Linked DNA regions of Homo sapiens: all the other regions are linked to region 1. Evidence: chromatin contacts called from ENCODE Hi-C or POLR2A ChIA-PET data. All regions are on one chromosome and are shown on one strand. The core of a region is the stretch at or near the end of the contact, and the rest is flanking DNA. Distances in the headings are between cores, read along the strand shown. Region 1 holds the start of NR4A1 (nuclear receptor subfamily 4 group A member 1). Region 2 holds the start of SP1 (Sp1 transcription factor). Region 3 overlaps RARG (retinoic acid receptor gamma). Region 4 holds the start of PRR13 (proline rich 13). Region 5 holds the start of AAAS (aladin WD repeat nucleoporin).

Region 1 (4,680 bases), core at 2,162-4,661:
TCTGTCCATGCCCGCAGGCCTTCGTAAGTCTGGCTGGGCGAGAAGTGGCCGAAGGAGCCATCCCAGGGAGAGAGCTGGGGCGGCTGGAAGCTGGGCGTGGAGGGCGACGGGGCCGAGCAGGGGCTGCCATAGTAGTCAGAGCCACTGGAGGACAGGGCCTCATCCACTGGGCCGCTCAGGGGGCCGGGGTAGCAGCCGTACACCTGGAAGTCCTCGAACTTGAAGGAGGCAGAGGCAGGGGAGGTGGCTGAGGACGAGGATGTGGAGGAGGCCGAGGAGGAGGCTGAGGAGCATGGCTGGACTGTTCCTGGCAGCTGGTAGAGGAAGGTGTCAAACTCTCCTGTGTAGCCGTCCATGAAGGTGCTGAAGCTGGGCAGGGCAGTGGGGGCAGCGGGGGCTGCCTCGGGGCTGGCCAGGTCCATGGTGGGCTTGATGAACTCAGGGGTCAGGGGGTCGCTTGCCAGGTGGTCACGGGGTCCCGGACTCGGTGCTGGTGTCCCATATTGGGCTTGGATACAGGGCATCTCTGGAGAGAGAGGAGACCCCAGGGAGGGAAAGGAGAGTCAGTGGGACAAGCCTATAGCCTTGTCTCAAAGTATTTGGGCCCCAGAGCAGCAAGGTGGCAGGAATCCCAGCCTAAAGATGAGACAGAGGCACCGGGACCAGAGCACCCAGGAATCCTGACCCCTGGCCTGAGTACCATCTCGACCTAGGTGCCACAAAGCCCCTGGGCAGCGGCCCAGCATGAGTGGGCTCCATCAGAAGGCCAGCCACACCCTAGTCAGCCTGGGAACCCTAGGGGAGGCATACAGCCAGCATTTCTCTGCTAGAACAGGGGGAAGCTGTGTTCCTCCAGCCCCCTGCCCCTCCCCCATGGGGAAGGCATGGTGGGGGCCGGGAGAAGGGTGAGTGGGAGAGGCAGCCCAGCAAAGCCTCAGCCCAGCTCCCAGGAGCAGCTCCCTGGTTGTTTCGCCAACCAGGCACTTCCTGGGAATACTCCCAGGCCTCTGCAAAGCCCCTTTTCTCCTCCCCTCGCAGTGCCTAGGAAGAAGGACATCGTGAAAATGGAAGAGGAGCTGGAAGTGAAAGCCCACCTGCCTAAGAAGGCAGCCTAATGCAGAGGCCCTAGCCTGTCCCCCATTTCCACCCCAACCCTGCACACTGAGCAAAGGCAGCAGATCCCAAACCCACCCCAATCCTGCCATCTGGGGCTGGGAAGCCACTCTGCACTGCTCGAGATGCTCCCAGAAGCAAAGAGGAAGGGAACCTAGGCCTCCTCATCGGTAACCTGGCTCCAGACCTTTAAAGGCCATTTGCTGGGGACAGGGCAAGGGGGGAGGAAGGAGACCACAGCCCCCTGGACTCTCAGGAGAATGGACAACAGTACCTAAAAAGAATGTTCTGCTGCCCCCAGTTATCTTAATAAGAGAACTCTGAGAGTCCAGCAGAAGACTTAAGGAGAAGCCTGCTGGTGGGTGGGTGGAAGACATTCTGCCCCTGCCTGGGTCCCTCCACTAAAGCAGGGTCTGTGCCCTGAAGAATCCAGAGGCTCAGGCAAAGGGGGTTACACAGCCCCAGTCCCGAGGAGCCTGAAGAGAGCCTGAACAGAGATAGCATCATTCAGGCAGATCCTTACATTCACAGAATGGTCAAAAAATAATGCAGAGGAGGCTCCAGGACAGTCTCCCTCCCAACCTACACACCTGGGGTCTGCGTAACTCTGGCCTCACCAGTCAATGAGGGAAGCTGGAGAAGAAATCAAGCAGGAACAGAGTACCATAATCAAGGGGTGCAGTGATGGGGGCAAAGGCTGTCACCACCTCCTGGCCAAGAGCCCAGGAAGTCCTCTCTGGTCCTAGCCTTCCTTCTAACTCCACAGGCCCTGAACAGGGCACCTCCACCCCTAGCCTGACAACCAAGACAACAGAGACCCTTGTAGCTCAGGCCCCACACACCCAGTGGCACCAGTCCACAGGCATGCAGCACCCTGCGAGAGGTGAGGGTGGCCACATCTGCCTGCACTAGGACAGCCTGGCCAGGGATGGGCTGGGGGTGAAGGAGGAAAGACAGCAGTTGGGCAGAACTGGGCGCTTGTTCCTGCCTTATTCAAATCCTGTTTCTCCACCTGGACGTCCCACATCCGGATCAACCCCCATCAGTCCCTCCCCCTTCATGCAGGTTCTTAACAACACAAGATATGGACCTACATCTAGCCTCACAGGAGGGGGGAGCAGTCCCACAGGAGGAGGAAGAGGCGGGGTTGAAGGAGGCAGTGGGGAGAATCCGGCTTCAGGCAGGTCTTGGCAACAATGTGGCTTGCACCTGTTCTGCTGAACAAGCCTCAGGCTGCACCCTACCTGTAAGATCCAACAGAGACTACTGGGGGAGGGGGCATAGGGATGATCAGCATCTGGAGCTGGAATGGTTGGGAGGTATCCTCTAGGCAGCACCGCCCCAAGACTCCAACACTGGCAACTTCTATCCAGGATCCCCAAGGACAAGGGTTTCCACCTCTGTCTCTCTTTCTCTCTCTCTCTCTCTCTCTCTCACACACACACACACACACACACACACACACACACACGTGATCCAAGCCCCAGCGAAATCAATTCTCCCTGTGCTTACAGAGACCCTGCCCCGACCCCAAGAAGCCTCCTTTATTCAATACACAGCAAGCAGCCCTCCACAGGTCAGCCACCAAGCCAGTCACTTCCTTCAATGATCCGGAGGCTTCCTAACGCACCTCAGACAGAAAGTTCAGGGTGGGGAACCCCTGCCAACTCAGCCACAGCCTCTAAAGTGTTAAGAAAACAACCGGGACACTGGGAGGGAGCTGACAGGCTGGGAGGAAGGAGGGCCTTTTGGAAATCCAATCCCAGTTAGAATCGTACGGATCCCAGCAGCGCCAAAGCTCTGTGTACCTGTTCCCCCACGGTGCTGTGACCCCCATCCACACCCACCCAAGTTCAGAGCACCGTGCGCCCAGTTGGGCACCCTAGGAGACTGAACTAAGGCCAGCCGCCTGCTGGACAAGTCCCTACTCCCGGCGCCAACCCCAACCCCCTACAGCTTCCACTTTGCAGGTAGTCAACCTCCCCTACCTCCTACCCCGCACCCAGTAGTTTCCAGTCTGACCTGGGTTCTCATCCCGTTGTGCTACAGCTGCACACTACACCTACCCTCTTGCATGCCGGCCCTACAACATCCTCTCTGCCCGCGCGTACACCCATCTCCTTCATGCACCGCTCCTAAAAACAGATGCACGTTCCCCGAAGGGAACCTACCCGGCCGGCTCCCGCTGCCCCTGCCCGGACTGGCGCCCCGAGTCTCAGCCTGGTCCCTGGTCCCGCGTGCGCTCCCGAAGTTCTTCTGTGCACTCCCCCAAGTTTCGTAGCCTCCGCCACTGGGACTCCCCGGCCGAGCCCGACCCTCCTCTTAAGCGCTCCGTGACGCACGGGGAGGGGCGGGGGCGCCACTGACGCAGGCCGCCCGTCGAGCTTTGGCCATACAAGGGCGCGGGGGGCGGTGCGGTTCCGGCGGGAGGCGGCCAGGGGGAGGTGCGGCCCGGGGAGCCCGAGGGGGCGGGGCGAGGAGGGGGGGCCTGGAATGTCTGCGCGCGTGACGCACGCGGGGTTCCATTGACGCAGGGAGCGCGGATTGTTTGATCTATAAATAGGCTCCTCGCGCCCGCCGCGCCCGCTAAAAATAGCAGCTCCCAGGCCCACTAGGCTCCCCGCACCGGACTCGGGTCCCAGCTGGGGGCCCCCAGGTCCAGAATAACCAGCGGGAGGGCCAGAGCCCGAGAAGGGGCGCTGTAGAGACGCGGCCGCGGGGCTTCCCCGGATGAGGATCTCCTCACTCTCCAGTTGCTCCCGGGAGCCAACCGCGCCCGGTCCCTCCGGCTCCCTCCGAGCCTAGCCCCGCCTTTACACCTTCCCAAGCCCTTCCTGGAGCCCTAGGGTGTCGCTGCTGCCGCTGCTGGGCGGTCAGGACAGGCCGCGGGCTGAGGCGGGCAATTCGGACACACCCTGGGGAGCCTGCGCCCTCACCTCAGCCCTAGGCGCAGCTAGTGCACAGGACGCGGCTTCCCCAGCAGGGTCTCAGGCTGAGAGGCTGCCCCTGAGACGTCAGTTAGAGCCCTCGCTTAGTCCCTCCAGGCAGTCTCCCTACACAGGACCTTCCCGAGGGCAGGCGTTGGCCAGGCCCAAGCTCGGCCAACAGCTCTGGCTCCGCTCCACAAGCTGAACTTGGTTTCGCACCGTCCCCTCCCCAGCCCCTTACAGGGGGAGTGCACCCTAGTTGGGAAATTACCGAATTTCAGAACCGGGTGGAGCCTGAGAAATCTTTTCAAACTTGTGCCAACTCTTCCTCATTTTATAAACAAACAGGCTCAGAGAAATAATGGCACTTGCTGAAGGTCACACAGCCAGGTGGTGGCACACTGGGTTGGAACCCAGGGCCACAGACTGCATCTCTAGGGATCTCTCCACGCCTCTTATCAATACCCCTCCCCCTGTCCACATCAGGGAGCACCGGCCCTCCCAGCCTACCTCCAGCACCTGTGGGGAGGCAGCTCTGACCAGTTATCACCTGCCCGGTGGAGTGAGGAACAGCCCGCCAGGGCCCTGCTGGGCACAGACCAGGCTTCAGCCACCTGGAGCCTTCCCTGGTTTGGCCGTC
Region 2 (4,897 bases), core at 476-2,975, 1.3 Mb before region 1:
TAAAACGCTTTCTGTGAAGAGTAAGGCAATTATCTAAGAATATTTACATCTTCTCAACACCTTCCCCACTCTATGATTATCACTTACCTGCCCTCCTCCTCCAGTGCTGCTGCTACTGCCTGTGCTGCTACTTCGAGCCTGTGAAAAGGCACCACCACCATTACCATTGCCCCCATTATTGCCACCAACTCCTTTTTCAATTTTCACCACAGCTGTCATTTCATCCATGGAGTGATCTTGGTCTAAAATAATTAAAAAACAAACAACGTAAACTTGAGGGAAGAAAAGAAATGAAGTAGGAAGGATAAAAGGAGGCTATGATGAAATAGCAATGACTAACAGGAAGGCGAAAGCCACCAGTATAAAGAAAATGGATTGGAGGGCAGAGGGGAGCTGCAGGGCATGCAGGACATGAACTAGGTTCAATGTGCCAAAAGTGGGCCTTAATTCTCCCTTGTACAAAATTAAACTAAGAAAACATTCAAAAAGTGCTTTGGGGATAGGAAATGTGAAGGACGGTAGGCATGGTGAGAGTTTCTAAATAAGAAAAAGTATCCTAAGGGAAAAAAAGGAAAAGGACAGGTAAGGCATAAAACAACATGTGGGTGCATGGAAAGCTTGCTAAAATTAAGTTTAAAAGAGATGGAGAGGCCAGGCGCGGTGGTCACGCCTGTAATCCCATTACTTTGGGAGGCGGAGGCAGGCAGATCACCTGGGGTCGGGAGTTTTGAGACCAGCCTGACCAACATGGAGAAACCCTGTCTCTACTAAAAATACAAAATTAGCCGGGTGTGGTGGCGCATGCCTGTAATTCCAGCTACTCCCGGAGGCTGAGGCAGGAGAATCGCCTGAATCCGGGAGGCAGAGGTTGCAGTGAGCCGAGATCGCACCATTGCATTCCAGTCTGGGTAACAAGAGCGAAAACTCCGTCTCAAAAAAAAAAAAAAAAAAAAAGACAAACAAAAATCCAAGTGTGAAAAGTAACGAGAGGGGAAAAAGAAGTAAAAAGTGTGAGTAGAAAAACATTTGTGAATACTGCTAAGGAACTAAAGGGATCTACAGGTTAGTAGTCAGAAGGTTTCGGGGCGGAGGGCGGGCCCTGAGGGAAAGGGCGGTTTCGGGGTGAGGGGCGTGGAAAGGGCGGGACGGTGGGGGGCGGGGGGGAAGGGAAATCTACGGAAAGTGGGGGGAGGAGGGCCTTGGAGCAGGCGGCGACCAGAGGGCGGACCAGGCAGGCGGTTGGCCCGGGCGGGGCCTTCGCTGCTCGGGCCGCCCCCGCGGCTCCAGCCCCCGGCGGGAGGAGCCTCAGGCGGGCGGCCGAGTAGTGGGGGGTAAGGCCCGTCCCCCGTGGCCGGGGCGGGCAGGGGGCGGGCGAGGCCACGCTGCCCCCTCCCCCGGGGCGGGCGGCCCATCCCCCTCCTCCTCGGAGGCCCCGCCACTGCCCCGTCTCCCTCCCTTCCCTCCGCCCCGGGCGGGACCTAGGCCGCCGCCGCCGCCGCCTCCCGCCCGCCCCCGCTTCACGGCGGGGATCGCCCGGTCGGCCCTCGCGCGCGCCCCCTCACTCGCCTCCCACCCCTAAGCTTGGAGTGGACTCATCCTTACCGCTCATGGTGGCAGCTGAGGGACAAGCTCAAGGGGGTCCTGTCCGGGGGGGTTGGGGGGGGCCGGGAAAAACGCGGACGCTGACGAGGCAAGCGAACCCGGACCGGACAGGGAGGGGGGGGTAAGGAGGAGGGAGCAGCGCGCCACAAGCCCAACCTAGGCCCCGCCCCTTCTCTGCTGCCCCGCCCAATGAGGGAGGGGGAAAGGAGGGACTTGCAGAAGAAAGACGGTGGAATTATCCAATGGCAAGACTCGCTTGCTCTCCAAGGCGTGTGAGACTAAGTTGCGTGCCTGGTGTCCGCCTAAAAAGACCGCCCTCTCAGTGTTAAAAGCCAATGAAGGATGCAGGAAGTGAAGATGGGCGGGAGCTGGAGATGATTGGCTTGGAAGGAAACCAGTCAACCGGCAGGCGGGCTCCCTGAGACGTAGGGATAGGCAAAGCTTTGATAGGAATGACAGAACAACGGCCAACCAGAATCCGGGATATGCTTGGGCAAAATCCTAGTGGGCGGAGAGGTAAGAAGTAGGCAGGAATAGGAGAGGATGAAGCTGATTAAAACCAATCAGAAATCAGGCGGGCAGCCAGGAACGTTATGATTGGAGTTAGACTGAAAAGAGACAGGAAAGGACGCATATTGACGTGAACTAAAAGCCAATTAAACGCCGAATTAACTGAGGGCGGAAACTTGGAGTGGCAGAGGAGAATTGGCGGCTCCCTCAGTTATTCAATCCAATGAGGGGACGAAGTAGGCCTGGCACCGCCTCCTAGTTAGCCAATGGGCGTTACTGGAGCTGCCCATCATGAGGGAGGGAAGAGGGCTATGCCAAGAGGAGACCGTCGCCATATTGGCCCTCCTCAGGGGACGTTGTTACAGTCATTAGGTGGGACGCTTTAGCGGAGTCCTGCAGCTCAACAGGTGTCAGAGCCAAGGCATTCGGCGCGCAGTTCCGCATCAACACTAGGACTTGTTTGCGTCTTCATTTAACTGCCCCTATAAAGTACCTCTCAAATCTTACCCCCCTCCCGGGTGGTCGGACAGGCGGGCAGATGCCTCAATGTCGCTGCAAGCCCTGGGAATGCAGGCGGGACGAGATCTGGTGACAGCACTCACCGAATAAGTTAATACTGAGCTGACCAATATGCAGAGTCTCCGTGAGACTCCAGAAAACGCGATTTTATTAAGTTCCCCCAGACAAAGGCGCTAACCACTTAAACGACTGGTTAACTTTTCAAGCCTTGAGGCTAAAGTGCGGATAAGTCACTTCCATTTTTTCCCCCTTAATAGTAAATACCGCCTATGCATAAAGCAAGATAGCTGAGCTCCAGCTTTTTGCAATCACGAAGGTTAAGAAACTTTACTGCAGGCACCTGGATTTCTGGCCTCCTCTTTATCCGTGTTTTGGTGGAGCCGGCCTTAATAGCTTGTCAATGACACGATGAGGTCATGTCCTTCAGTATTTGTATCTTATATGTTGTCACCTGCTTATATGTTCTTATGTTTTAAAATGTGAATTCTCCTAAACTATTTTAAGCCCTTTGAAGGTAAGAACTGAGGCCTCTGCTGCTTTAAACAGGTAAAAAGGTGAAGTGATTGCTGACTGCCTACCGTGTTAGGTGCCTAAGTCAGGGAGGCAGTTAGTATTCCATGTCATCCTTAAAAGGAAGATTTTATTAAGTATCAGCTATATTATGTATTTTATAAGTGAAGACATTTAGGCTGAGAAGTGACTTACCCAAGGTCACAAAGCAAATGAGTTGTAGTGTTAGATTCCAACCCAGAATAGTTCCACCAAAAGTTTTCTATAAATTCTTGAGGGAATTAAACTGCCGCCGGGCGCAATGGCTCAGACCTGTAATCCCAGCACTATGGGAGGCCGAGGCGGGCGGATCGCTTGAGCCCAGGAGTTAAAGACCAGCCTGGGCAACATGGTGAAACCCCGTCTCCACAAAAAATAACAAAAATTAGCCAGACGTGGTGATGTGCGCCAGTAGTCCCAGCTACTCGGGAGGCTGGGGTGGAAGAATCGCTTGAACCCAGGAGGTTGAGGCTGCAGTGAGCTCAAATCCTGCCACTGCACTCCAGCCAGGACAACAAAGCAAGACCTTGCTCCAAAATAAGTAAATATATAGACTGGGCGCGGTGGCTCATGCCTGTAATCCCAGCATTTTGGGAGGCCGAGGCAGGCGGATCACCTGAGGTCAGGAGTTCAAGACCAGCTTGACCAACATGGAGAAACCCCGTCTCTACTAAAAATATAAAACTAGCCAGGCATGGTGGGACATGTCTGTAATCCCAGCCACTTGGGAGGCTGAGGCAGGAGAATCGCTTGAATCCAGGAGGCAGAAGTTGTAGTGAGCCAAGATCGTGCCATTGCACTCGGGCCTGGGCAACGACAGTGAAACTCCATCTCAAAGAAAAAAAAAAAAGTAAATATATAGATGCTTTTTAATTTTTACTGTCTAGCTCCTGAAAAAAAAAAAAAAAAGCCTACTCCCAGGACGGATCAAATGGCATCATCCTCTTAGATACCTTTATTATAAAATTTATCAGAATACATGACAATTAATTTCATCTCTCACTGTATCAAGGTTTCTCAAAATGAAATGTCACACACTCTCAGAATCCTCTGGGTTCTTTTTTCAAAAAAGGCAGATTCCTAGATTTCCACCCTAAACCTATTTTTAAGTAGCTCTTTCAAGTGATTAGGCCCTAAACCTAGTTTAAAACACACCAAGAAGGCTGGGCGCAGTGGCTCATGCCTGTAATCCCAGCATTTTGGCAGGCAGAGGCGGGCAGATCACTGGAGGTCAGGAGTTCGAGACCAGCCTGACCAACATGGTGAAACCCCATCTCTACTAAAAATACAAAAATTAGTCGGGCGTGGTGGTGCATGCCTATAGTCCCAGCTACTCGGAAGGCTGAAGCAGGAAAATCGCTTGAACCTAGAGGCGGAGGTTGCAGTGACCGGGGATCATGCCACTGCACTCCAGCCTGGGCGACAGAGCAAGATTTGGTCTCAAAGAAAAGAAAAGAAAACAAAACAAAACAAAAACACCAAGAGAAGAAACTGGGGAAAAGAAACTTCCAGAAAGGGAGAAATTTCCTGGAAGGAAGAAACTGCATTACTCATCTTTGTAAACCAAGCTCTGAAGATTCTAATAGCTGTTTAGTCCATTCAGCAACTGTCCATACCTAAACTTGCTTAGGGGTGGAGGTAGGGAGAGGAAACTTAACACCGTGGAGGAGTATTCTAAACATTTCACATATTTATCTAATTTAATTATTCCTACCAA
Region 3 (4,726 bases), core at 1,449-3,948, 1.2 Mb before region 1:
CAGGAGGCTGAGGGAGGAGAAGCACTTGAACCCAGAAGCGAAGGTTGCAGTGAGCCAAGATCGCGCCACTGCACTCTAGCCTGGGCGACAGAGCAAGATTCTGTCTGAGAGAGAGAGAAAAAAAGGTGAAATTGCTTTGAATTACATGGAGGCTGCAAAAAGGGGAAAGAAATCCTGTGCCAGGTCCCCAAAGATGTGTGGGGTCAGGAGACTGTGCTTCTTGGTTCTGGGGAGGATGGAAATGACTGCAAAGGAGGTAGCTTTTGTACCATAAGTAATCCAGAGAGGCAGAGGGGGTGTTCCAGAAGCATCCTCTCCTCCAGCGATGTGGATCTGGGCTCCTCCTCTCCCTGCAGGTCTGGCATAGAGCCTGCATGCTGTGCAGATCCCTACTTGTTCCCCAGGCCTGCCCTCTTTGGGTTAAGCCTTTGAGTGCTGACAGCAGCCAAGGCTTGGGCCTCTCCTCTCCTCCTCCCTCTGGGACCCCTCTCCTCCCAGTTGGTAGTCATTCCTCCTGGCCAGGCCATTACAGGTGGGGGTTCCAAGCTGGTTAAGAGAAGGCTTCAACTGGGGCCAAGAGAAGGTGATTGAAGGGCGGGGGAAAGAGCAATTTCAGAGACAGAGTTGGAGAGAAAAAGACAAAAAGATAAACGCACATCCTTCATGGCTCCACGAGCGCAGAGACAGAGGTAGAAGAGAAGGCGCCCTGCTTCCAGGAGGGGGCACGCAGAGGGTTGTGTGTCTGTATGTGAAAGGGGTGACTAGGCTGGGCTGGCAGCTCCACTGGAAAGAGTGTGTTCATCGGAGAAGGGGTGAGTGTGTGGTGCCTCCAGACTTGATGCAGTTGTGTGTGCCCAGCATCTCCCTGGGCCTCTGCTCATGTACAGAATTCCAGTGTGTGCAACAAAGAGTCAGTGTGAGGAGTGAGGAGGGATTTTGTAGTGCTGCTGACGCTGTGGCTGGCGTTTGGTGAAGCCTGCTGGTGGCATGTCTGTAGTCCAACAGGGGTTATTTGAGTGGCATGTAGGTGAACAAGACAGCACAAAGTACCCTTTTTGGAAACTACAGCTGGGCTTCCCCAGACTTCATTTTCACCCCATGAATCTGTCCTAGGGACCTGGGGAAGTGGGAAGGAACCACCCTCCCCACATGAATGTACTTCTGGCAGAGAACCCTACAACTCAGCCTCTTGGGACTTGATTTTCTCAGGTTCTGGGAGAGGCAAGTAAAGGAGATGGAGTGGAGAGGGAGAGGAGAGAGAATGGTAGTGGGGATAATGCTAGAGCTAGTACCCAGTCCCCAGTGACGTCCCCCTTGCGCCCCTGTGCCATGGACACACTGAGATCAAGGTCAGGGTTCAAAGTGAGATTAAGGTAGGGAAGTGGTCAGGCCGGGCTCCATCTTCGAAGGCCATGCTGAAGGAGGGGGCTGAAAGGAGAAATCCAAGGGAGGAGCCAGAGCCAGGGCAGGTAGCTGGGGAGGGTGCGGCTAGCCTGGAAGGACAGGCCTGGGCAGGGAAGTGGCAGGAGGAGGGAGGAGGGGAAGGCTTGGGGGTGGGTTGCTATGCGGCTTTAATGGGGGTGGGGCATGCAGCACCTAGTGGTAGCAGAGAGGAAGACATAGGGGAGACGAAGAGATCCAGGAGTCTGGGAAACCTTCCAGAGTGGGAGAGTAGCAGAAGGATGAGAGAGTGTCCTCTCTCATTTCTCCGACCTGCTGTCCCTTTTTGGCTGGGAGCATCTAGTGGAGAGGGTTTAGAGGCTTAAATCTGATGCCAAAGGCATACTCACATTGAGTTTGTGCATCTCATCACCCTCTCCCTTATTCTATGGATGACACACACACATTCTCTCTCACACATAGACTAAGAGAGGTGGCCCTTGAAGAGGTCTGGCACTTCTCCCTGGGGCTGGCTCTTGGATCTTATTGCTGGGTCCCTGGCACCTTGGGGACATCCTTGTTGAGAAGTGAAGTCTTGCTCTACTTCCTGGGGCTGTCTCGGGGTCTGAAGGGGGGTGAGACAGGCATCTCAGAACTGTCTGGTGGTGGAGGGGAGGCTCAGGGAGCACGTGCTGCTGAGGCAAGCACAGGCCTGTGCTCATGGAAAGCAGAGGGGTGTGTGTACGTGTGTGTGCGTGCGTGTGTGTTCATGCATGTGCATGAAACCTCAGGTGTCTGTGTCCCTATGTATCTCTATGTTTGTGAATCTTAGTGTGTTCTAGATTTGCTTTCTATAGGGAACAGAGTGTGATGAAAGAGAAGGGAAGCCTTGCCGTCCTCCCACCCCTGAGCAGATAGCTGTGGTCCTGATGACCTAGCCCAATTTGTCCTCTGAACCTGGTGATGCTGCCCTGGCCATGGGGCCACTGTCCCTGGGGCAAGGAGCCCAGATTTCACCACACTAAGTCACCACACATGGAGAAACTGAGGACAGGTTGGCACAGAGAAAGTCTTGCTTAAAAGAAACTGAAAAAGAGAGACTCACAGACAAGACAAGGGACAGCTACCCAGGCCCAAAGGTGCAGACACAGAGAAGCCAGGCACTGGGAGAAGCAAGGAGAACAAGCAGGCGGGTAAGGGCAGTGAGGCCTCCTCCAGGAAAAAACCCCAGTCGACTGCCTCTTTTCCCCTCCCCTCCCCGGTCTCTCCTCCTCCGGCACAGGCTCCAGCTCCAGGCCGACACAAACGGGGCTTTGATTGCAACAGGAAACCTCTTGGGCGGGGGGGGGGCGGGGGGAGCCGGGCAAGCCGCCGCCGCCAGGGCCCAGGCTGCACCCCCCTCTCCTGGCCCCCTACCCGGTCCCAGCCCCCATCCTGCCCAACGCGCCTCACATCCCTGCTTTGGGCCCCACTCTCATTCACACCTCGCTATTCTTCTGCTCTTCTGCTGCCCCCTCCTCCAGAGACCCCCCTCCCATTGCCCTTCAGGTGGGACTCCTACCTCAGGACTTACCCTTCTGGCAGGGCCTGCTTTACTTTGAAATGCCCCCTTTTCAGCTTTTCGAGGGAAGGTTTTAGAAAAAAGGGAGAATTTAGCGTGAGGAATTCAGAGCCAGTTATCCTCAAGCCCCATCCAGAAGGTGGCAAGGAGGGAAAGGCAGGGTGCATGAGGAGTTAGCTGTCCCTGCCCTGCCTCGTCCTGGCCAAACTCATCCTTGCCAGGGTGGCAGGGACTCTAAGGGGTGACCCCGAAAGAATCTGAGTGCTAATGGCTTTGTTAGTTGGGAAGGGGTACTCTCCTCTTTGCCTCTAGGGCTATGCCTTTGTGGGGCTCTAGCTGGGAGGGGGGTATGCCCTGGTGGTGGGGATCATAGGGAAGGGGGTGAGTCAGGCAGCAGCCCCCCTTCATACTCCCACCAGGATGGTGGAGAACATCTGGTTCCCATGAAATGCTAGAAGGCTAATGGGTCTAATTGCTGCAATAAGGGCTGGGGAAACTTTGGGGAAAAGAGGGGGCACTAGATCCCCCACCCTCTTACCTTCTCCCCAAGGCTGTACTAAGTCTGTCTAGAATGGGGGGGTCAGGGTTGATGGGGAGGGCGGGCCTGACACCGTAATGCCTGGTCCTAAGGACCCCCTCCATGCAATGCCTGGGATGCACACACAGATGGGGTGATGAGTGGGGTGCATCTGGTGAAGAGAAACGGGGGCTATTGAGGACTCATGGCTTCCTGGAGCCCTCCCCCAACTCCTCCTGTGCCCTCCTCCCAACCCCCCTCCCTGTGGCCTGGCCACTTCTGGTTCTAATTACCAACCAGGCAGGCCTGACTTAATTGGGACCTTTCAGATTTCTGAGGGGGAAGGGGGGTACTGACAGCTTGAAGTTGACTAATCAAGGCTCTTTCCCTCTTGTTTTCGGGGTACTCCCTATTTTGCACTTAACTGTTTTTGTTGTTGTTTGCTGCTGGTCAGATTCTGATTCAGAAAGTTCTTTCTTTCTCTCTCTCTCTCTCTCTTTCTTTCTCCTCCTTTCTCTTTCTTCCTTTTTCTTTCTTCTTTCTTTCTCTTTCTTTTCTTTCTCTCTCTTTCTTTCTTTTTTTTGTGGGGTTCGGGTGACTGGATTCAGAAATGGGTATTTGGGGTTGGGGGAGGAGAAGGGAGTTTACACTGGGTTGGAAAGAGCAGTGCATTCCCTCTCCATCCCTGCTTCAAGCCCCCTAGTCAGCCTTGCCACCCCGAGGTTTCCTCGCCATCCACAAGTCAGGCCTTTTCCCAGCCCCGGCAGCCCCCCGCCCCTCCCCCGCGCCCGCCATCCCTCGCCTACTCTGGCACCCCTTCCTGCCCTTTATTCTTCCAACAGGCGCCCCACTCCTGCAGCACCCCAGTGCGCCCCCCACCCGGTACAACAGATTCTTAGAAAAGCGCGCCCCGCCCTGGCCCAGCCACAGCCGCCTGGCGGGGGAAGGGCCGGGCCGGGCGCCGCTCCCGCTCCGCGGCGCTGCCCGTGTGAGCGGCGCTGACAGAGCCGGCTGGGCAGGCAGGCCGGGCGGCCCGGCGGCTGAGGGCGGGGCGCGGGGGAGGGGGGGATTTCCGGGAGTCGCCGCTGCTGGCGCTGTCCGGGGCCAGGGTCCCCCCATTCGGCCCTGCCGGGCCAGGGCAAACTTCTGACGTGGCCAGCCCCCCGCCCACCTCACCCCCTTCTCCGCCGGGCGAGGGCGCTCAGTGCCGGAAGGGGCAACCCAGGGAACAGTGTTGCGGCCTTGGAGAGCTGAGGGGCACTAACCGA
Region 4 (4,288 bases), core at 125-2,624, 1.4 Mb before region 1:
AGGTGGACAGATCTCATGAGGCCATGAGTTTGAGACCAGCCTGGCCAAATTGTGAAACCCCCATCTCTACTAAAAATACAAAAAGTAGCCGGGCGTGATAGCATGCGTCTGTAATCTCAGCTACTCCAGAGGCTGAAACAGGAGAATCGCTTGAACCCAGGAGGCGGAGGTTGCAGTGAGCCTGGGCAACAGAGACTCCATCTCAAAAAATAAATAAATTAAATTAAATTAAAAAGCACTGGTCAGCTCTAGACTAAGGACTTTGCTTTTGCGGGTACAGCAGGTCGGGGGTAGGGGAGCTGATACAGAAACTTCCTGTTATAGAGCCCATCAGAAAAAGGGTTAGGGGTGGAACAGAACCCCCAAACACCTACCGGCATTGGGATTCCACATGTTTAGGTGTGTCCTCCAGCCTGAGGAGAAAGAAATGAGGCAAAAAAGATGACGGTCTAGAGGTAGGAAGTGGACTTAGCACCGGAGCCCAGCCCTAACGTCTTCCACCCCACAGTAGGCTCTCCTACCTGGAGAACTACCACAACTTCCACATAAGAAATGTCTCTTTTCTGGCTGGGCGCGGTGGCTCACGCCTGTAATCCCAGCACTTTGGGAGGCCGAGGCGGGTGGATCACGAGGTCAAGAGTTCGAGACCAGCCTGGCCAACATCGTGAAACCCCGTCTCTACTAAAAATCTAAAAATTAGCCGGGCGCGGTGGCGGGCACCTGTAATCCCAGTTATTCGGGAGGCTGAGTCAGGAAAATTGCTTGAACCCGGGAGGCAGAGGTTGCAGTGAGCCGAGACCGCGCCACTGCACTCTAGCCTGGGCGACGGAGCAAGACACCGTCTCAAAAAGAAAAGAAAAGAAAAGAAATGTCTCTTTCCACTTGTTTCTTCGCCCTCAATACCTACTTGGTTCCTAACACAGGAATCTAGTTCCCAGGGCCCCTCCACCCAGGTGGAAGCGTCTAACTCTTCGGAAGTAGGCAGTACCCGCGAGTCTCGGCCCCACCATCACTCATCTCCCTTTCCCTGGAACTGAGTACGGAGGCCTTTAACCACGCACAGAGTAAGAAAGGATCTCAAACAACTTTCTCTCTCCCTGGGGAGGACCCCACCTCAGGCTAAAAAAAGGATACGCCTCGAGGCGAAGTAAGAAGGAAGTTGCCCAAGAACCTCAAATACTTAAATATGTGGACACAGCCCCCTTCCTCCAAAAAAGAAAAAAGGCAAATGAAGATCCTAGCCCCAAGCTGCGAAGAGACTCTTGACCTAGCAAGGGGAAAAGGAAAAACCTATGGAATCCAGATACCCCATCACCTTTCCACCGCCGCCTGGGCTTGCTGCGTTCTCCTTCGCAGTCTCGGCTCTTCCTAGTCACCCAGACCCCGTGCTTCGGCACCCGCCTCTGCTACTGCCTAATTGGTAATTATGTGGCCGCTCGACTGATGATTAGACAACAAACTAATCAATCACTCTGGTCCGACTGAGGAGGAAACGGTTGCTCTAGGGGCGGAGCGGAGCCCTTTACGGCTAGGCCAGTACCGAGAAGCCGGAAATCTCCTGGGGGCGGGGCTAGGCGGAGAGCGCTGGAGGGGGCGGGGCCAGCTGCTGGGCAAAGTCCTAGAGACACCGAGAAGAAACTCTTCCCTTGCTCTCTTACCTCATGGTTCACTGGGTGCAATACCTTGTAAAATGAATACACTATGGTAAGTGTTGTAATACAGATATAGACAGAGTTCTCGGCAAGGGCAGAAGAGCTGCTGAGTCCCAGCCCCAAGCCTCAATGTTCCCGGCTCCGTCTTACACTCGCAAGGGAAGCAAACAAACATTCTTGCGGAAGATACAGAGATTTCATAATCTCTCCCAGGATTCCCTCTCTCAATTGCATAGCTCCGCCATCTGTCAAGTAGCCTAAACCAGAAACCAAGGAGGGCGTCCGTGATCCCTCTGCCTCCTTCACCTCCCTTACCCCAAATTATCAGTTTTGTCTCTCAAATATATCTGGAATCTCTCCACTTCTCTCTGTCTTCCCTGCTCCAAACCTCCCATCATCTGTCGCCTGGATTCATCTCTCCCCTGAATTGCTACAATGGCCTCCCTACAATGGCCTCCCTTTTTTTTTTTTTTTTTTTTTTTGAGACGGAGTCTCGCTCTGTCACGAGGCTGGAGTGCAGTGGTGCGACCTCGGCTCACTGCAACCTCCGCTTCCCGGGTTCAAGCGATAATCCTGCCTCAGCCTCCGAAGTAGCTGGGACTACAGACGCGGCTAATTTTTCTATTTTTTAGTAGAGATGGGATTTCACCATGTTGGCCAGGATGGTCTCGCTCTCTTGACTTCGTGATCTGCCCGCCTCGGCCTCCCAAAGTGCTGGGATTATAGGCGTGAGCCACCGTACCCAGCCTTTAAAAAAAAAAAAAAAATACAAGTGGCCGGGCGCAGTGGCTCACGCCTGTAATCCCAGCACTTTGGGAGGCCGAGGCAGGCGGATCACAAGGTCAGGAGTTCGAGACCAGCCTGGCCAATATGGTAAAACCCCGTTTCTACTAAAAATACAAAAATTAGCCGGGCGTGGTGACATGTGCCTGTAATCCCAGCCACTTGAGAGGCTGAGGCAGGAGAATCGCTTGAACCCGGGAGGTTGCAGTGAACCGAGATCACGCCATAGCACTCCAGCCTGGGCAACAGAGCGAGACTCCATCTCAAAAAAAAAAAGAAAGAAAGAAAGAAAGAAAGTGAGCTAGGCATGGTGGCACATACCTGTAATCCCAGCTAGTGGGAAGGCTGAGGCATGAGAATCGCTTGAACCTGGGAGGGAGAGGGTGCAGTGAGCCAAGATCATGCCACTGCACTCCAGACTAAGCAACAGAGCAGGACTCTGTTTCAAAAAAAAAAAAAAAAAAAAGTGGGATACAAAAAAATTTAAGACAATAAATTTTATGCCAAATATGTCATATTAAACTAAAGCATTTGAAATATTTTAAACTTTTTTTCTTTTAATTTTTATTTTTAGTGCTGGGGTACATGTGCATGATGTGCAGGTTTGTTACATAGTTAAATGTGTGCCATGCTGGTTTGCTGCACAAATTTTGCTGCACCAATAAACCCATCAGCTAGGTATTAAGCCCAGCATGCATTAGCTATTTTTCCTAATATTCTCACTCCCCTGACCCTACCCCCCAACAGGCCCCAGTGTGTGTTGTTCCCCTCCTTGTGTCCATGTGTTCTTACTGTGTAGCTCCCACTTGAGTGAGAACATGTTCCTGCATGAGTTTGCTGAGGTTAATGGCTTCCAGCTTCATCCATGTCCCTATAAAGGACATGATCTCATTCCTTTTTATGGCTACATAGTATTCCATGGTATATATGTACCACAGTTTTTCAGTCTATTGTTGATGGGCATTTGGATTAATTCCATGTCTTTGCTATTGTGAATAGTGCTACAGTGAACATACACATGCATGTATGTTTGTAATAGAATGATTTATATTCCTTTGGGTATACACCCAGTAATGAGATTGCTGGGTCAAATGGTATTTCTGGTTCTAGATCTTTGAGGAATCGCCACATCGTCTTCCACAATGGTTGAACTAATTTACACTCCCACCAACAGTGTAAAAATGTTCCTATTTCTCCACAACCTTGCCAGCATCTGGATTTTGGTTTTGGGTTTTTTTTTTTTTTTGAGACTGAGTCTTGCTCTGTCGCCCAGGCTGAAGTGCAGTGGCAGGATCTCAGCTCACTGCAACCTCTGCCTCCCGGGTTCAAGCGATTCTCCTGCCTCAGCCTCCCGAGTAGCTAGAATTACAGGTGCCTGCCGCCACACCTGCCATATATATATACATATATATATTTGTATTTTTAGTAGAAACAGGGTTTCACCATGCTGGCCAGGGTGGTTTCAAACTCCTGACCTCAAGTGATTCACTCACCCTTGGCCTCCCAAAGTGCTAGGGTTACAGGCATGAGCCACCAGGCCTGGCCTGTTATTTCTTGACTTTTTAATAATCACCATTCTGACTGGCATGAGATAGTATCTCATTATGGTTTTGATTTACATTTCTCTAATGTTCAGTGATGTTGAGCTTTTTTTCATGTTTGTTGGCTGCATATCTTCTTTTTTTTTTTTTTTTTTTTTTTTTTTGAGACGGAGTCTCTCTCTGTCGCCCGGGCTGGAGTGCAGTGGCGGGATCTCGGCTCACTGCAAGCTCCGCCTCCCGGGTTCACGCCATTCTCCTGCCTCAGCCTCCCAAGTAGCTGGGACTACAGGCGCCCGCCACTACGCCCGGCTA
Region 5 (4,800 bases), core at 142-2,641, 1.3 Mb before region 1:
CTGGATTCTCCTATCTCAGCCTTCTGAGTAGCTGGACTAAAGACGCTTGCCACCACCACGCTGGCTAACTTTTGAATTTTTTGTAGATACAGGGTCTTGCTATTTTGCCCAAGCTGGTCTTGAACTCCTGGGCTCAAGAGATCAGCCTCGGCCTCCCAAAGTGCTGGGATTACAGGTGTGAGCTACCACACCCAGCCTTACTTTTATTCTTAAGTGAGAATAACTGGTTTGGGTGTATCTAGGTCCAATCTCTCTGTGACTCACTTTCCTCATGGTGACAGAACAGCACCCACCTTATGGGGTTGTAAAGATTATAAAAGCACTTATCGTAACAAGTGCTCAGGAAATAGTTTTGCAGCCCGGCAAGGTGGCTCAGGCCTGTAATCCCAGCAATTTGGGAGGCCAAAGCAGGCAGATCACTTGAGGTCAGGAGTTTGAGACCAGCCTGGCCAACATGGTAAAACCTCGTCTCTACTAAAAATACAAACTTAGCTGGGCGTGGTGAAGCATGCCTGTAATCCCAGCTACTCCAGAGGTTGAGGCAGGATAATCGCTTGAACCGGGGAGGCAGAGGTTGCAGTGAGCTGAGATAGCACCACTGCCTTCATCCTGGGCAATAGAGCGAGACCCTGTCTCTCAAAAAAATAAAATAAAATAAAGTTTTCCTTTTTGAGACGAAGTTTCCCTCTTGTTACCCAGGCTGGAGTGCAATGGTGCGATCTTGGCTCACTGCAACCTCCCCCTCCGGAGTTCAAGAGATTCTCCTGCCTCAGCCTCCCGATTAGCTGGGATTACAGGTGCCCGCCACCACGCCCGACTAATTTTTGTATTTTTAGTATAGATGGGGTTTTCAGCATGTTGGCCAGGCTAGTCTGCGAACTCCTTTCAGATGATCCACCCACCTCGACCTCCCAAAGTGCTGGGATTACAGGCGTGAGCCACCGCGCCTGGCAGGAAATGTTAGTTTTCCAACCGTCCCCACCTCCCTTTCCAGGACGCCTAACCGTGTGGGTGCAGCACTGTTCCTCCTCTCTGAGGCTTTTCCCTCAGCTTTCCAGCCAGCTGCCTGTGACATAGCCTGTATTTTCCTCTGGGTGATCCACAGGCCTGGGAGGATTAATTTGGTACTTCCCTGAATGTGGCTTATTTCGGGCTTTCTAAGCGCTAAGATAGTGAGTGGGAGAAGGTGTTCGGGAATTCGGAGCTGGGAAAAACAGTAGTCTCATGGAAAACAACAGAAAAAAACCCCACTCCAGCCTGGTAACCAACGGTTGGCCGGGGGACGTGTCCGCGCTGCTCCCCCTCCGGCCGCCAGGGGGCGCAGGAAGAAGCTTTGGAGGTCTGTCCCGGGACCGCGTACTCGTCCTTCTTTCCCGTTAGTCTTTTCTTCACTTCCGTTGAGTTCCGCCTCGCCGTTTGTCCCTTGCGGTACCCGTCCGCATACGAATCTAGCCCGGGAACCGAGTTGCGGGAGTGCGGTCTGTGCCGTTCCGGCCAGGAGTTTGCCGACTGCAGACGTCCTGCGAACCGGCAAGATGTGCTCTCTGGGGTTGTTCCCTCCTCCACCGCCTCGGGGTCAAGTCACCCTATATGAGCACAATAACGAGCTGGTGACGGGCAGTAGCTATGAGAGCCCGCCCCCCGACTTCCGGGGCCAGGTGGCCAGGGCGAGGAGGGAGGGGACCTACAGGCATGGGGGCGGAGTCGGGGACTACTGGGGAAAGGAGGCAGTGTGACAGGGGCAGGGTCACAGAGTCTGGCGGAGTGGAAACAGCTTGGCCCCGGCAGGAGGCTAGAAGGGCTGGAATCTGTTTTAGGACTGGGATTGGAGTATAACGGGGGAACGGTTAAGGAGCTGTGGAGGAGGCCTAGAGGGAATGGAGAGAATGAGGGAGAATCTAGGGAGTGTGAGGATGCGGGAGAACTATCTAAAAGTTGGGGACAGTATCTGGGGAGGATCAGAAGGATACAACATGGAACTTTTTTCCATGGTGTTCCTGGGAAGGACAAGGAAGGGAAACTGACATTTATTGAGCGTTTGCTATGTAAGAAAGAGGCTGAGTCAGGTGTTTTCTAAAAATGTCATATGGTTTCATAATCACAGCAACCCTATGAAATATTATTCTAGTTGCACAGATACGGGAGCTAAGACTTGTTTCCCATTCTCACAAGTGTTAGCTTTGTGGAAATGGGAAACAGACCTCTGGAATCTCTTATACTTAGCCCAGCGGTGGGTTGGAGATGGCACGGAATTAAAGATTTGGGAAGAGACTGAATCACCGTCACACTCCTCACTTTTGTGCTATAGTGGATCAATCTTCCTGTCCTACAACTGACAAAGGATCCCCTAAAGACCCCTGGAAGGCTGGACCATGGCACAAGAACTGCCTTCATCCATCACCGGGAGCAAGTGTGGAAGAGATGCATCAACATTTGGTGAGGCATGGCAAAGGGTTTCCTGGGTCACAGTCTGCAGATCCTGGAAAATGAGTCAACACCCCTTTACCTTGGGGTGTTCTTCAAAAGACTTTTATTCAGGCTGTCTCCACGAGAGCTGTATATCCTAAATCATATGAAATTTTTAGTCCTTATTATAGAACTCAAATGCTCAATAAATGTCAGGTTCCCTTCCTTGCCCTTCCCAGGAACACTATGGAAAAAGTACTTCCATTTCATCTCTAGTAACTTGCCTTGCTTTCTGGCTTGATTAGGTGAACCTGCTCCCTGCCCCCACCTCATGGCATTACCACTTCTGAGCTTTTACCTGAAGCTCAGCAAGATCAGATATAAGGTTGCACTGAATAATCTCCTACATAGGTCATCCACTTTGCACTTGTAGGAGTGGAGCTACACTACCTGGTTTCATTTTCTTTTTTTTTTTTGAGATGGAGTTTCACTCTTGTTGCCCAGGCTGGAGTGCAGTGGCGTGCTCAGCTCACTGCAACTTCCACCTCCCAGGTTCAAGCGATTCTTCTGCCTCAGTCTCCCGAGTAGCTAGGATTACAGGCATGTGCCACCACGCCCAGCTAATTTTGTATTTTTAGTAGAGACAGGGTTTCTCCATGTTGGTCAGGCTGGTCTTGAACTTCCGACCTCAGATGATGTGCCCGCCTTGGCCTCCCAAAGTGCTGGGATTACAGGCGTGAGCCACCGCGCCCGGCTCATTTTCTTTTTCTTTTTTTTTTTTTTTTTTTTTTTGAGACGGAGTCTTGCTGTGTTGCCAGGCTGGAGTGCAGAGGTGCGATCTCGGCTCACTGCAGCCTCCGCCTCTCTGGTTCAAGCAGTTCCCCTGCCTCAGCCTCCCGAGTAGCTGGTACTATAGGCATGTGCCACCACGCCCAGCTAACTTTTTGTATTTTAGTAGAGATGAGATTTCACCATGTTGGCCAGGGTGGTCTGGCCTCCTGACCTCAGGCCTGCCTTGGCCTCCCAAAGTGCTGAGATTACAGCTACTGCACCTGGACCTATTAATGGCACATATTAATTCCTTTAAGGGTTATTTATGCCAGGCACAGTGACTCACGCCTATAATCCCAGCGCTTTGGTAGGCTGAGGCCAGCAGATTGCTTGAGCTTAGTAGTTTGAGACTAGCCTGGGGAACATGGCGAAACCATGTTCTTTTCTCTACAAGAAAAGTACAAAAATTAGCTGGGTATGGTGGCATGCACCTTTATTCCCAGCTACTTGGGAGGCTTATGTATAGGAGGATCACTTGAGCCTGGGAGGTGGAGGTTGTAGTGAGCCAAGATTGTGCCAGTGCAGTGGCACTGAGTGAGACCTTGTCTCAAAAAAAAAAAAAGGGTTACTTAATATTTTTATTAATACCATTACCATTTGTAGGATAAATTCCTAGAAATTAAGTTGCTGGCTCAGAGGGTATGTTCATCTGTAATTTTGTGAGCTGTTCCAAATAGCCCTCTGTCAAAATGGTACATGTATATGGTCCCACCAGCAGTGTATGGGAGTGCCTGTTTTCCAACACATGTGCTGTCAAGCTTTGATCTTTGGTACTTCAGTACAGTTTAATGGGCATGCCTGTGTGTGTGAAGTTGAATATCAGTTTGTTGAAAAGCCATTCATTCCCAGGCTCCTTGTCTCCTACTTCTGTGGCTGCTGCTTCTCAGGGTTTTTGGTGGCTCCTCTTCCTGATGTCCCTTAAATGTTGGTGTTCTTGGGGCTAGATTTCCAGTTGATGCATCAGACCTGGTGTTCACGTGTTTGCCAAATTATCCTGCTTGAATATTTCGCAGACTTCATATATTCAGCATGCTCAAATCCAGTCTCTTTATTTCTCTCTCCAAATCTGCTTCTCTGGATGGTTCACTTTAAGGAATGATCATATTACTCATTCAGGAAAAAGTGGTTTGAGTATAGGTTCTGGGGTAGATAGATGGTTGAATCCTGACTGCTACTTTCTACTTAGATTACCTTGTTCATATTAATTAGCCTCTTCACACCTTTGTTCTCTCATCTAAAAATGCAGTGATAGTCTGGGCGCGGAAGCTCATGCCTGTAATCCCAGCACTTTGGGAGGCCAAGGCGGGTGTATCACTTGAGGTCAGGAGTTCGAGACCAGCCTGGCCAATGTGGTGAAACTCCGTGTGTAATCCTAATTACTCAGGAGGCTGAGGTGCAAGAATTGCTTGCACCCAGGAGGTAGAGGTTGCAGTGAGCCGAGTTCACACCACTGCACTCCAGCCTGGGTGACAGAGTGAGACTCCGTCTTAACACACACACACACACACACACACACACGCACACACACACACACACACACTGAAACCCCATCTCTACAAAAAA

The links. A loop is a pair of places that touch in the nucleus more often than their neighbours do. ChIA-PET counts read pairs that join two places held with the same protein, here RNA polymerase II (POLR2A). Pooled maps may share reads with other maps.
Region 2: a map of naive thymus-derived CD4-positive, alpha-beta T cell shows a loop between it and region 1 (24-fold over the local background). The contact joins the promoter of SP1 here to the promoter of NR4A1 in region 1. A Hi-C loop is called at or near these places in 1 of 168 maps with a recorded cell type or tissue (naive thymus-derived CD4-positive, alpha-beta T cell) and 7 of 50 pooled maps. POLR2A ChIA-PET finds 5 or more read pairs at or near these places in 1 of 52 experiments (activated B cell).
Region 3: a loop to region 1 is called in a map of ascending aorta, with 3 times the contacts of the local background. The contact joins the enhancer-like site here to the promoter of NR4A1 in region 1. A Hi-C loop is called at or near these places in 1 of 168 maps with a recorded cell type or tissue (ascending aorta) and 3 of 50 pooled maps. POLR2A ChIA-PET finds 5 or more read pairs at or near these places in 1 of 52 experiments (HepG2).
Region 4: a pooled map shows a loop between it and region 1 (5-fold over the local background). The contact joins the promoter of PRR13 here to the promoter of NR4A1 in region 1. A Hi-C loop is called at or near these places in 7 of 50 pooled maps. POLR2A ChIA-PET finds 5 or more read pairs at or near these places in 2 of 52 experiments (H1 and activated B cell).
Region 5: a loop to region 1 is called in a pooled map, with 8 times the contacts of the local background. The contact joins the promoter of AAAS here to the promoter of NR4A1 in region 1. A Hi-C loop is called at or near these places in 6 of 50 pooled maps. POLR2A ChIA-PET finds 5 or more read pairs at or near these places in 2 of 52 experiments (PC-9 and activated CD4-positive, alpha-beta T cell).

Annotation. Positions count from the first base shown.
Region 1 is chr12:52,050,173-52,054,852 of GRCh38, reverse strand. It overlaps NR4A1 (nuclear receptor subfamily 4 group A member 1), which reads right to left and starts at 3,411. Exons shown (of 7, transcript NM_173157.3): 1 at 3,285-3,411; 2 at 1-526. The coding sequence starts at 524. LOC107984510 (a long non-coding RNA gene) reads left to right here and starts at 3,699. Exons shown (of 2, transcript XR_001749148.3): 1 at 3,699-4,680. RefSeq lists enhancers at 1,747-1,866, 2,718-3,275 and a silencer at 3,367-3,776.
Region 2 is chr12:53,377,004-53,381,900 of GRCh38, reverse strand. It overlaps SP1 (Sp1 transcription factor), which reads right to left and starts at 1,725. Exons shown (of 6, transcript NM_138473.3): 1 at 1,603-1,725; 2 at 88-242. The coding sequence starts at 1,609. RefSeq lists enhancers at 193-951, 1,802-2,096, 1,929-2,228, 2,132-2,632 and a silencer at 1,059-1,688.
Region 3 is chr12:53,221,528-53,226,253 of GRCh38, reverse strand. All of the region lies in intron 3 of RARG (retinoic acid receptor gamma), which reads left to right. Among named protein-coding and RNA genes, the nearest start is that of RARG, 8.3 kb to the left of the region's middle. RefSeq lists a silencer at 4,321-4,670. Within about 2 kb of position 2,698, at least 21 of the 41 ENCODE cell types and tissues checked have a DNase peak (open chromatin) inside an H3K27ac peak, as active enhancers do; they include ascending aorta, where a contact is called at or near this core.
Region 4 is chr12:53,438,820-53,443,107 of GRCh38, reverse strand. It overlaps PRR13 (proline rich 13), which reads right to left and starts at 1,374. Exons shown (of 4, transcript NM_018457.4): 1 at 1,316-1,374; 2 at 375-413. The coding sequence starts at 393. RefSeq lists a silencer at 1,377-1,526 and enhancers at 1,817-1,906, 1,637-2,402.
Region 5 is chr12:53,318,201-53,323,000 of GRCh38, reverse strand. AAAS (aladin WD repeat nucleoporin) reads left to right here and starts at 1,391. Exons shown (of 16, transcript NM_015665.6): 1 at 1,391-1,658; 2 at 2,309-2,436. The coding sequence starts at 1,536. RefSeq lists enhancers at 1,225-1,274, 1,355-1,544, 2,763-2,852.